2 separate regions of the Mus musculus genome follow, and region 1 is linked to region 2. A link is a loop called in an ENCODE intact Hi-C map of the cell type or tissue named here. Cell type or tissue: gastrocnemius. All regions are shown on one strand. Each heading gives the region's core, and the rest is flanking DNA. Links, peaks and the distances in the headings are about the cores only.

Region 1 (4,393 bases), core at 134-4,133, 50 kb after region 2:
CACTGCTCCAGGCTTTGACTCTTCACTGGGCTCCAGTGACTTCTTGCACCTAAGCTCCCTGTTCCTGCACTCCTCCTAGCGCTTCTAATGATTGGCAGAACCCAACTCCACACACTGTCTCTCCTGTGAAAGCACTCGATGAATTTCTCTATCGATTGTCTAGCTCCTTCATAGTCGTCACAGTAGGAAGCAGGGGAAGTTGGAACAAATACAGACTTTGGAGACAGTGGTATGATATTTGGGCAGGTTATAGAATGTCTTGAGCCTTGGTTTCTACTTTTATATAGCAGAGATAATTCCTCCTATACAGAGTGAATTGAAGAAAGTCTTTGACACCCAGTAAACTATCAATTAATACTCATTTATATCTCCCATCCCCTGAAGGTATATAGACTCCTTTATGCAAAGCAACAATGAAACCATCCACTTCCATACATTTGTCTCCCCTGTCTGCTGACTCATTTGGCTGGAAAATGAGCCTATGTACTAATTTCAATAGAGACTCAGAAAGAGAGGGGAGAGAGATGCCTTGTTATTTTCAGAATGCAAAACCAACTTCCTTCCTTCCTTTCTTCCTTCCTTCCTTCCTTCCTTCCTTCCTTCCTTCCTTCCTTCCTTCCTTTTCTTCCTTCCTCCCTCTTTTGAATGCACACATGGAGGACAGAGATGGACTTCCTCTGTTTTTGACACACAGTCTTTTGCTGAGCTTAGCACTCACTGTTTCAGCTAGGATGGCTGGCCAGCAAGCTCAGAGACCTGCCAGTCACTGTACCCTCGCCCAGTGCTGGTGTTACAGTCACGCACGGACACACCAACTTTCACATGGGTTCTGAGCAGCTGAACTCAGGTTCTCGGGCTTGAGCGTCAGACACTTTACCCCACTGTGCCATCTCTCCAGCCCAACATCATGCTCTCAATGTCCAATGGCTCCTTTCTAGTTTTGTGAGGGAAAACTATAAGCAAGTCACATGACACAGGGACACAGTGTTTTCTGCTGTCCCTCTGATTGCCGTTTCAATAGCTTCTTGGCCATGCTGTCTGCTCTCTATGTCACTTCTGAGTCACTGAGACAAGGTTTTGTTATGAGTCCCAGGCTAACTTTGAACTTATGATGTAGCTCAGGCCTCAAACTCTAGTATATTCACGTCTTAGTCCCCTGAATGCTGGGGTTAAAGTCATGAGCCACCAGGCCCAGCCAACGCTCCTTAATAATAATAATAATAGTTATTATTATTATTATTATTACCATCAATAAAAATTCCTTATTTCCCTATGACATTGAATTCTTCCTACTAATCACAGCTGTTGTACACAGAACCATCTCCCTTACAACATACTAAACAACTGCTGTCTGTGACCTGATAACTTTCTAAATTCCCAGTGAATGTAGAAACCGAGAGGAGTACTAGCAGGGGATCAATAAAGCTCTGACCACTGATGAATGGGAAGGCTCAAATGAGGCAAGCCATGTAACTACAGCAATGAGGTTTCTGAGGCAAGAGCCTGAAGTTCTTTCTGGCTTAGAATCTGTCGTTACTGGGCAAGCTAGAGTCAGATTTAGCTATCCGACAGCTTGTGGACATGGTTGCTGTAAAAGGACCCGCTTCTGCTGCAGTATGTGGGTGGGTGGGGTGGAAGGTCTTGGGGTGGGGTGTGAAAAAAGGTGCGTGTTCAGCCTCTCCTTCTCCCCACTTCAACAGCACCAGATGGAGAGAGCGGAGCAGGGTGGGGAGAAGAGCCAGAAGCCCCTGGTTGGATGTATTTTTACTTCAGGTGTGACGCTGAAAGCAAGCAGGATTATTTTTAGTCTTGCCCAGTGGGCGGTATGCTCGCCTGGGTTGCCTTGGAGAGGACTTTTTCTTGTTACTAAATCGGAGCTGCATCTGTTAGGGTTCCTGGGCTGCAACCTAACTCTCTTCCTCCAGGTGGGTGGGACAGTGAGTGTGGGACCCAGGCATGTCAGAGTCTTCTCTGTATCCCTCTGTCTATATGCACATTTGTGTACATGCACGCACACACACACACACACACACACACACACACACATACACGCACACACAGAGAAAGAGAGAAAGAGAGAGACAGGAAGACAGACAGAGACAGACAGAGAAAGAGAAACAGAAAGAGAGAGAGACAAAGAGAAAGAGAGAGAGACAGAGAGAGAGCCTGGCACATCAAAAAACAAAATCAATATGTAATCTCAACAATGTGGATGCTAAGTCTAGTCTACAAGAGCAAAAATCTAAAAACCTCTCCCATGAGACTCCTGCCCAGCCCCATGGTGAAAAGCAGTGGTAACAAGCACAGGAAAGAACCAGCTTTCCCTGAAATTAGGCAGCTAAGGAGAGGCAGAGGCAGTCCAAGCTTTTATCCTGGTCACCTGAAATCCAGCCAGTTCACAAACAGGTCACACTGCAGCAGATTACCGGGTTAGGGGAGGAGAAGGGGTCTCCATCCACTTTGCCTTGGTCACTGGCAGGGACTGAACCTCACCCACACGTATTTGGTGGCACTTGTTGGGTTATAAGACGCTCTTATAAAATACTTACTGCAATCTACCCTGTGCACTTAACACACCCAATTCGACTAAATAGCAACCTGATATGCTGGTTGAATGATTTTACCAAACAAACAAATGATTTGAAACGTAAACTTGGATGTCTAAACTCCGAATAATGAACTCTTCCATCTCTCCCATGTGGAATTTTGGATTTTTTTTTTACATTCATTTATTTAGGTGTGTGGGTGGGTGGGTGCACATGGGGAGGTAAAAGGACAGCTTGGAGGTTTTGTTCTCTCTTTCTACCATGTGGGTTCTGGAGATCAAACTCAAGTCATCAGGCTTGGCAGCAAGCCCCTTTACCTGCAGAGCGATCTCACTGGCTAATTTGAATCACTTTGTCCCCCTCTTTCTGTCACAGTCCTCGAGTCTTGGGGTCAAAAGCCAAGCTACCCCGAGTATCCTAAATCATCAAGACTTTTGCCAAGACAGGAAATCTTTGTTTTATCAGATAGGCGTCTAGAAGTACATCTGCTAACAACATTTCTGTGTGGGAACAAGGGTTCATCCACATTGTTGAGATATCATGTTGATGTTGTTTTTTGATGTGCCAGGCACACTCTCTCTTTTTCTCTCTCCATTTCTCTTTGGATGTCTACTCTATAGGGTAGAAAACCCTTTCCAAAGAGGGTCAGTGATTTTGCCCAGTGATAGAGTTAGAAGCCCAAAGCCTTAGTCTATGTTCTTTCCACATGACTATGAAAATGAACCAATGTCTAAGAAATGCAGAGTGCTGCTAGTTAATGGAGGAGTGGGTTGGGTTGGCTGACTGGTAAGAAGCCTTTGGAGACAGAAGTCCTAAAGCCCCAGGATGCTCTTCTCCCACTCCACTCACCTCATCTGCACTACTAGGGAGACCCAGTACTGACGACTTTGTAAGGAGGGACAATGGAGTATGCATCTCAGTTGTAGACTCTTGTCATTGAGGTCTCCGTGTACCAAGCAGTGCATAACCTTGTGAGGATACGTTTTTGGGCTTCTAGATTCCTGGATCTCTTATCAGTAAGTTATGACCAGGTGGGGTGTGAACACAGTCTCTGGACAATGCAGCTCTACCTAGACTAGGACTGATTGGTGGAAACACAGCATTTGCCACCTCTGGGCATACATACTGCTCTAGAACAAGGTAGCTGCAATCCCCTGGCCTTCCAATAACCTGTGGAAAAGCTAAGCTTGAGCCGAGAGCCTTCAGATGCCAGTGGCAAGGGGATAGAGTGTGCTCTCCTTGGAACTAGAGAAACAAGAGTATGATATCACTTCTCAGATAATGGCCCCAGTAGGCTGGAACCCTTGGTGGCGGCCGTTAGCTAAGATGTTACTTCCCATGCCAGCAGATCCAGCTGCTCCCGAGAGCATGCAATGGTCACTAAAGTTTCTAGTTCACAAAGCCTTGCCAAGGACACAGCCTGGAACATCTGTTCCCTGTATCTAATACTTCAGAAGCCTTGGCCCAGAGCTCTGGTCCCAATTCTTCCTTGGAATGTCTCCATCTCTCTCATGCTATCCTCAGGCCACCTTACCCAACACATTCCGTAAGTGACCAAGTATAGTGCCAGTGAAGACAAAGAGTAAAGCCCTAGGGTCACTTACTTGTAGCCAGAACACTCTTTGGTCACAGGGTGGACAAATTCCCTCAGTGACGCATAGTTAGGAAGTGGCAGTTCCCAGGGTGCTGGCCAGGAAGCTGCTGCAGAGGACAGTCACAACAGTACCCCTGCCACTTGTCTAGCCTGATCCTAGGGACACTGACTTCCTAGCATCTCTCAGCCTAGCCCCTAAAAGGGCAACTTTACTGCCACTCTCTCAGGGTTTGCCTCCCTTGGGAAAATTTGA
Region 2 (4,393 bases), core at 132-4,131:
TCTTCCGTGCCATCCAATGAATCATCATGTGCAGCCATCATTGCCTGCTGCATGGCCATGGTGGCATTGTCTGAGGACAGGGACTGCAGGTTGTCCAAGTTGATGGAACCTGCATGGGAGAGGACAAAGGTTAGGATGAGGCAAGGACTGTGGCTTGGGCCCAGCAACCTTAGTGATGGACAGGGTGGATGGGCTGGCTTGTGGGATGGTGGGGCCCTTGTCACCAAAAAAGGTGTAAGAGCACCAAACCCTGAGTGAGACAATCCACCGGCATGAAGCTTTCTATCCCTCCATTGCTTAACTTCTGCACCATTCCAGGCAGCAACACTCCAGGCTACTACATATTCAGCATTCTCTATATAAGTATAGAAAGCACTTTTTAATTAATTAATTAGTTAAAATTTCCAACTACTTTGTAAAGCAGGAACTCTGAAAGGAATTCTGAAGTGGAGGAAACTGAGTCTTGTCTTCATCTTCATCTTCTGCTAAGTCTTGGGTTCCAGATACTGTGTCACCACTGCTAGCACTGGGATTTTCTGCAGACTTGTCCAGCACCACCTCTATTTATTCCTAATCTACCTCAACAGATGGCAACACGTCACAGAGGAACCTGTGTACAGCCATAGGCATGCAGATATGCATGTGCACGGGTGTCTCCACCCTAGTGCCCACACAGCGATCTTCAGGGGCCAACCTCAGAAATGTCTCGCTGATTAAATTATCCATTGTTTACCATGAAACCAGCACGTTGGAGAGCAAGTATGGAGGGTGTGATAGAGAATCTGGAAGAACAAAGCTTCCCTTGGCCTCTGTTCACAAGCCAGCTGCCTGCCTTGGTATTTATAGATGGCCTTGCCCTTGGAGAGCTAAGTAGATAGTGTCTGTGCTCAGAAACTTGGGAGTATGAGGAGCAAGGAGAAAAGGGCTCTTGCTGAGCAACCACTGACTCCAAGGACCACCCTCTCCCATTCCATTGTGAGCTTGCTTTAAGTTTGTTAAAACTTACATGAGAGATGAGCGTTGTGGCTCATACTTGGAAACCTAGCACTAAGAGAGCAGAAGCATAAGGATCAGAATACAAGAATAGCCTTGGCCATATGAGGCCAGACCACATGAGATCCTGCCTCAAACAAAACAAATCACAGATAATAGCAATAACAAAAACAAACCAAAAATGTGCACAGAACATCCCTTCTTAGTAAGCTCTCTCTCTCTAAAAACAAAACAGAACAAAACACAACAAAACAACCTGGTACAAGCACTGTGGAAAGTAATGACAGGACCCTGGGGAAGGAGACATTCACCCTTGAATCTTTGCTTTTCGGGAGCCCCACCAACCCCAACCGAGGGCATCCTTAGGCCTGGTCTTACCATCAGGGTTCGTCCCTGGGGTGCCACCCTGCTGTTGCAGAACCCCAGCAGCAATGGAATTGGGCCAGAATCTTTGGGTGGGCCGGTGCTGAGACTTGATTTTCTTGGCTTTGGGAGCAGGATCTGGGTTGCTGGCATCAAGCATGGGCTGCAGGATGCGCCTCCTGGCATTGATGAACCTGCCCAGGGGTGATGGGGAAGACCTGGTTAGACACCATCTGGGCCGCATGGATAGTGTTGGGGTGAGCAAATGTGACATTTAAGCTGCTCCCCGCAAATGTCTGTAGGCAGGGGTACTAGTCTACAGGTAAGAAATCCTATGCCCGAGGAGTTTGTGAATTACCCAAGGTTTGGTGATCAAAGACTCTGGGAAGAATGCATGAGGAGCTGTCAGAAATCCTTACTCAAGATCCACCAGAACTGAACAGAGAAGGGAAGGGCTGTGGACACAGTCACCAACTTTTGGACTTATAACAGGGGCCTAGCTTTAGGGTCTAGTACCTTCCGTCCATCCTGACCAGAAGCAGACAAGGACACCCTACATCCCTGCCAGTTCAGGAAGGCATCTCTCCCTCCTCATTCCTAGCTTACTTTGTAAAATGTTTTGGTTTCAGCATACATGGAGTTGGGTAGACCAGATAACCACTGCTGGATTGGATGTGCCTTTGGTATCTGATGTAAGACCCTCTGGTCTGTCTCTGCTAGGCTGGTGAACCCAGATTCTCTAGCAGTGGTATTGTTTTGTTTTGTTTTTCCCCCTAAACTCATTAGGTTTCCATGGATGTACTTGACCCAATTTCCCAGCAGAGGGTGCTGTGAAGCTGCAGTTGAAGGCCAGGCCAGGCTGACTCCAGCTCCTTGTATCTGGCCTGGCAGTGGAGCTGAGGCTGAGGCAGGTCTGGGCACTCTCTCTCCTCTCCCTGCTCAGAGTTCCCTAGCCAAGCATGTGCTCCTGGATCTGAGAGCCTGTGGGCAGGTGATGCCAACTCACCAGTTGTTTACTTGCAGAAGGGTGAGGTTTGTCTGCGCGGCAATCTGCCTCTTCTCATCTTCAGTGGGATAGGGGTGCTGAAAGGAGAGAATGGCTAATGAGGAATTGTGGGCATATGGAGGCTAGATTGTCCTGGTGTTCATACCCAGCACATGGACACAGCTCAGGAATGGGGAGCCGGAACCGGAAAAGGGCAATGTTTGCTCTTGAGGACAATGCATCTGGAGTGTACACAAGAAGCTCCCACGTGCCTTCGACTCCCCCAGCACAGTGCCACACAATGGGGACCAGGGCGGTTTTTACAGTCAGTTCAGTATTGATCGCAAGGCACTTTCCCCTGACTCTCACTTGATTCCCCAGAAAGGCAGGCATTCTCAGAGCTAGGATCAACAATGGTCTTGAAAGCCCCCAAAAGGCAGTACATGGGGAAGGGGCATGAATTAATACAATCTAAATTACTTGTTATTTATATCTACTATGTATCCAGATTTTTCCTAAGAATTTGGAGAGACCAGATATATACAGTGGTACACTACTGCCATAGGACCTTTTAATCCTTTGCAACGCTTCCATACATTTAACTTCATTTAATCAAACATATTAACATTGTGAGGTGGGCCAGGCAGTAGTGACACACACTTTTAACTCCAGCACTGGTCTATAGAGTGAGTTATAGGACAGTCACTCAGATGGTCCTACCACCTCGGTTCTTCAGACTATGGCTCTGCGTTCCCTTGCGGAGGGCTGAGTGGTACAGATATCTCCTACGGTCTTGCATACTCTGGTCTGGCCTTGATTACACATTTATTCCCTCTCTTGAACCGCACTTCATGAGGACACAGTGCACATTTAAGAATGTGTCTGCACCATCTTTACACATAAATGACCACTGATAGAGGAAAACAAAGGCAAAATTGGAGATGCTGAAGTTTCGGCGCTGAGCACCGTAGAAATGTATGGAAAGGGAATATGAAGTGGCCAGAGCCACAGGAAGATGGCTGAACTGAGTGACATTAAAGAAAGGAAAAGTCTGATTGGGTGTGGTGGCTCATGCTTATAATCACAACACTTCAGAGGTGAAAGCAGAGTGATCAGCCTGGCCTACAAGAGACTCTCAAAACAATATCCTCCCCCCGCCCCACCACAAAAAAAAAAAATCACAAAAATAAAACAAACAAAAAACCTACCTGGAATCAGAAACAAAAGAAAGGGAGAACCTAAGGAGGAGGGTCTGGAGGCCACTGAGTGTGGAGCCAGACAACACTGAGTTAATGTAATTCTGGGGCTTTCTGAGGCTCTGGCACAAGTGCCTCACAGGCAGTAGGCATTGGGAGAGTCTAAAGAGACTATGGATTAATCCTAGAAACAGAGAAGGAGACCTGGAGGTCTTGGGCATAGAGCGCCAAGCCATCCAGCATTCTCAGACCAGGATCTTTCTTTCTGCTCCTGTTGCTAGTAGACAAGAAATGCTTGGACTCTTTAAAGTCCCAGAGATTGGGGCTCCCAAACTAGCTCTATTGTGAGACCTCAGGCATGGCATTTAACAAGACGTTATTAAGTTATGTGATGATTAAATACTTGCAAAGAGTTTGTACGGTGAGGATGGGGTGACTTGGGCAAGATGTTTAAAGCTCACAGAGGGAGCAGTTGGAGTATTGCAGCCTTTGAAGTGCTGGCGTTAGCAGTGACAAAGGAAAGCAGCCTCTTCAGCTGGCCTCCATGTCCCTTGACTAAAGCAATCAGGATCATGTGTTGTTTTAATTCACACCTCTGACCCTGACCACCACACCAGGGCATCTGATGCTGTGATTCATGCAATATTAAGAGTCTAACAAGAAGGAATGAACACCAGAGTTACCAGAGCCAATTTCATGCTAATTGGAAGAAGGCCACAAGGGGAAATGTCAGGCCGTGTAAGGGTGAACAGGCAGGGATCCTGGTGATATTCCCATCCTACTTCACAAGGGTCACAGGAAGGAGCTAAGCCTTCCTATCTATGGCTGCCAGAATCTTTCCCTGTTATCTATGGAG

What was found. Peaks named below come from ENCODE experiments on the same cell type or tissue, not always from the same donor. Only the 100,000 strongest peaks of a DNase experiment are listed, where the experiment ranks them.
Region 1: a loop joins it to region 2, with 2.6 times the contacts of the local background. A loop is called at or near these places in 4 of 42 quality-filtered maps.

Annotation. Positions count from the first base shown.
Region 1 is chr9:36,943,257-36,947,649 of GRCm38, forward strand. The region is part of intron 5 of Pknox2 (Pbx/knotted 1 homeobox 2); the gene reads right to left. Among named protein-coding and RNA genes, the nearest start is that of Gm34652, 29 kb to the right of the region's middle. In gastrocnemius, for the core only: no CTCF peak of the experiment used is centred there; a DNase peak (open chromatin) is centred at 1,804; H3K4me3 peaks cover 491 bases; H3K27ac peaks cover 3,892 bases.
Region 2 is chr9:36,892,949-36,897,341 of GRCm38, forward strand. Pknox2 (Pbx/knotted 1 homeobox 2) reads right to left here. Exons shown (of 13, transcript NM_001029838.2): 11 at 2,363-2,439; 12 at 1,372-1,550; 13 at 1-109. Among named protein-coding and RNA genes, the nearest start is that of Fez1, 62 kb to the left of the region's middle. In gastrocnemius, for the core only: a CTCF peak has its summit at 2,173 (motif pointing right); DNase peaks (open chromatin) are centred at 1,471 and 2,226; H3K27ac peaks cover 3,691 bases.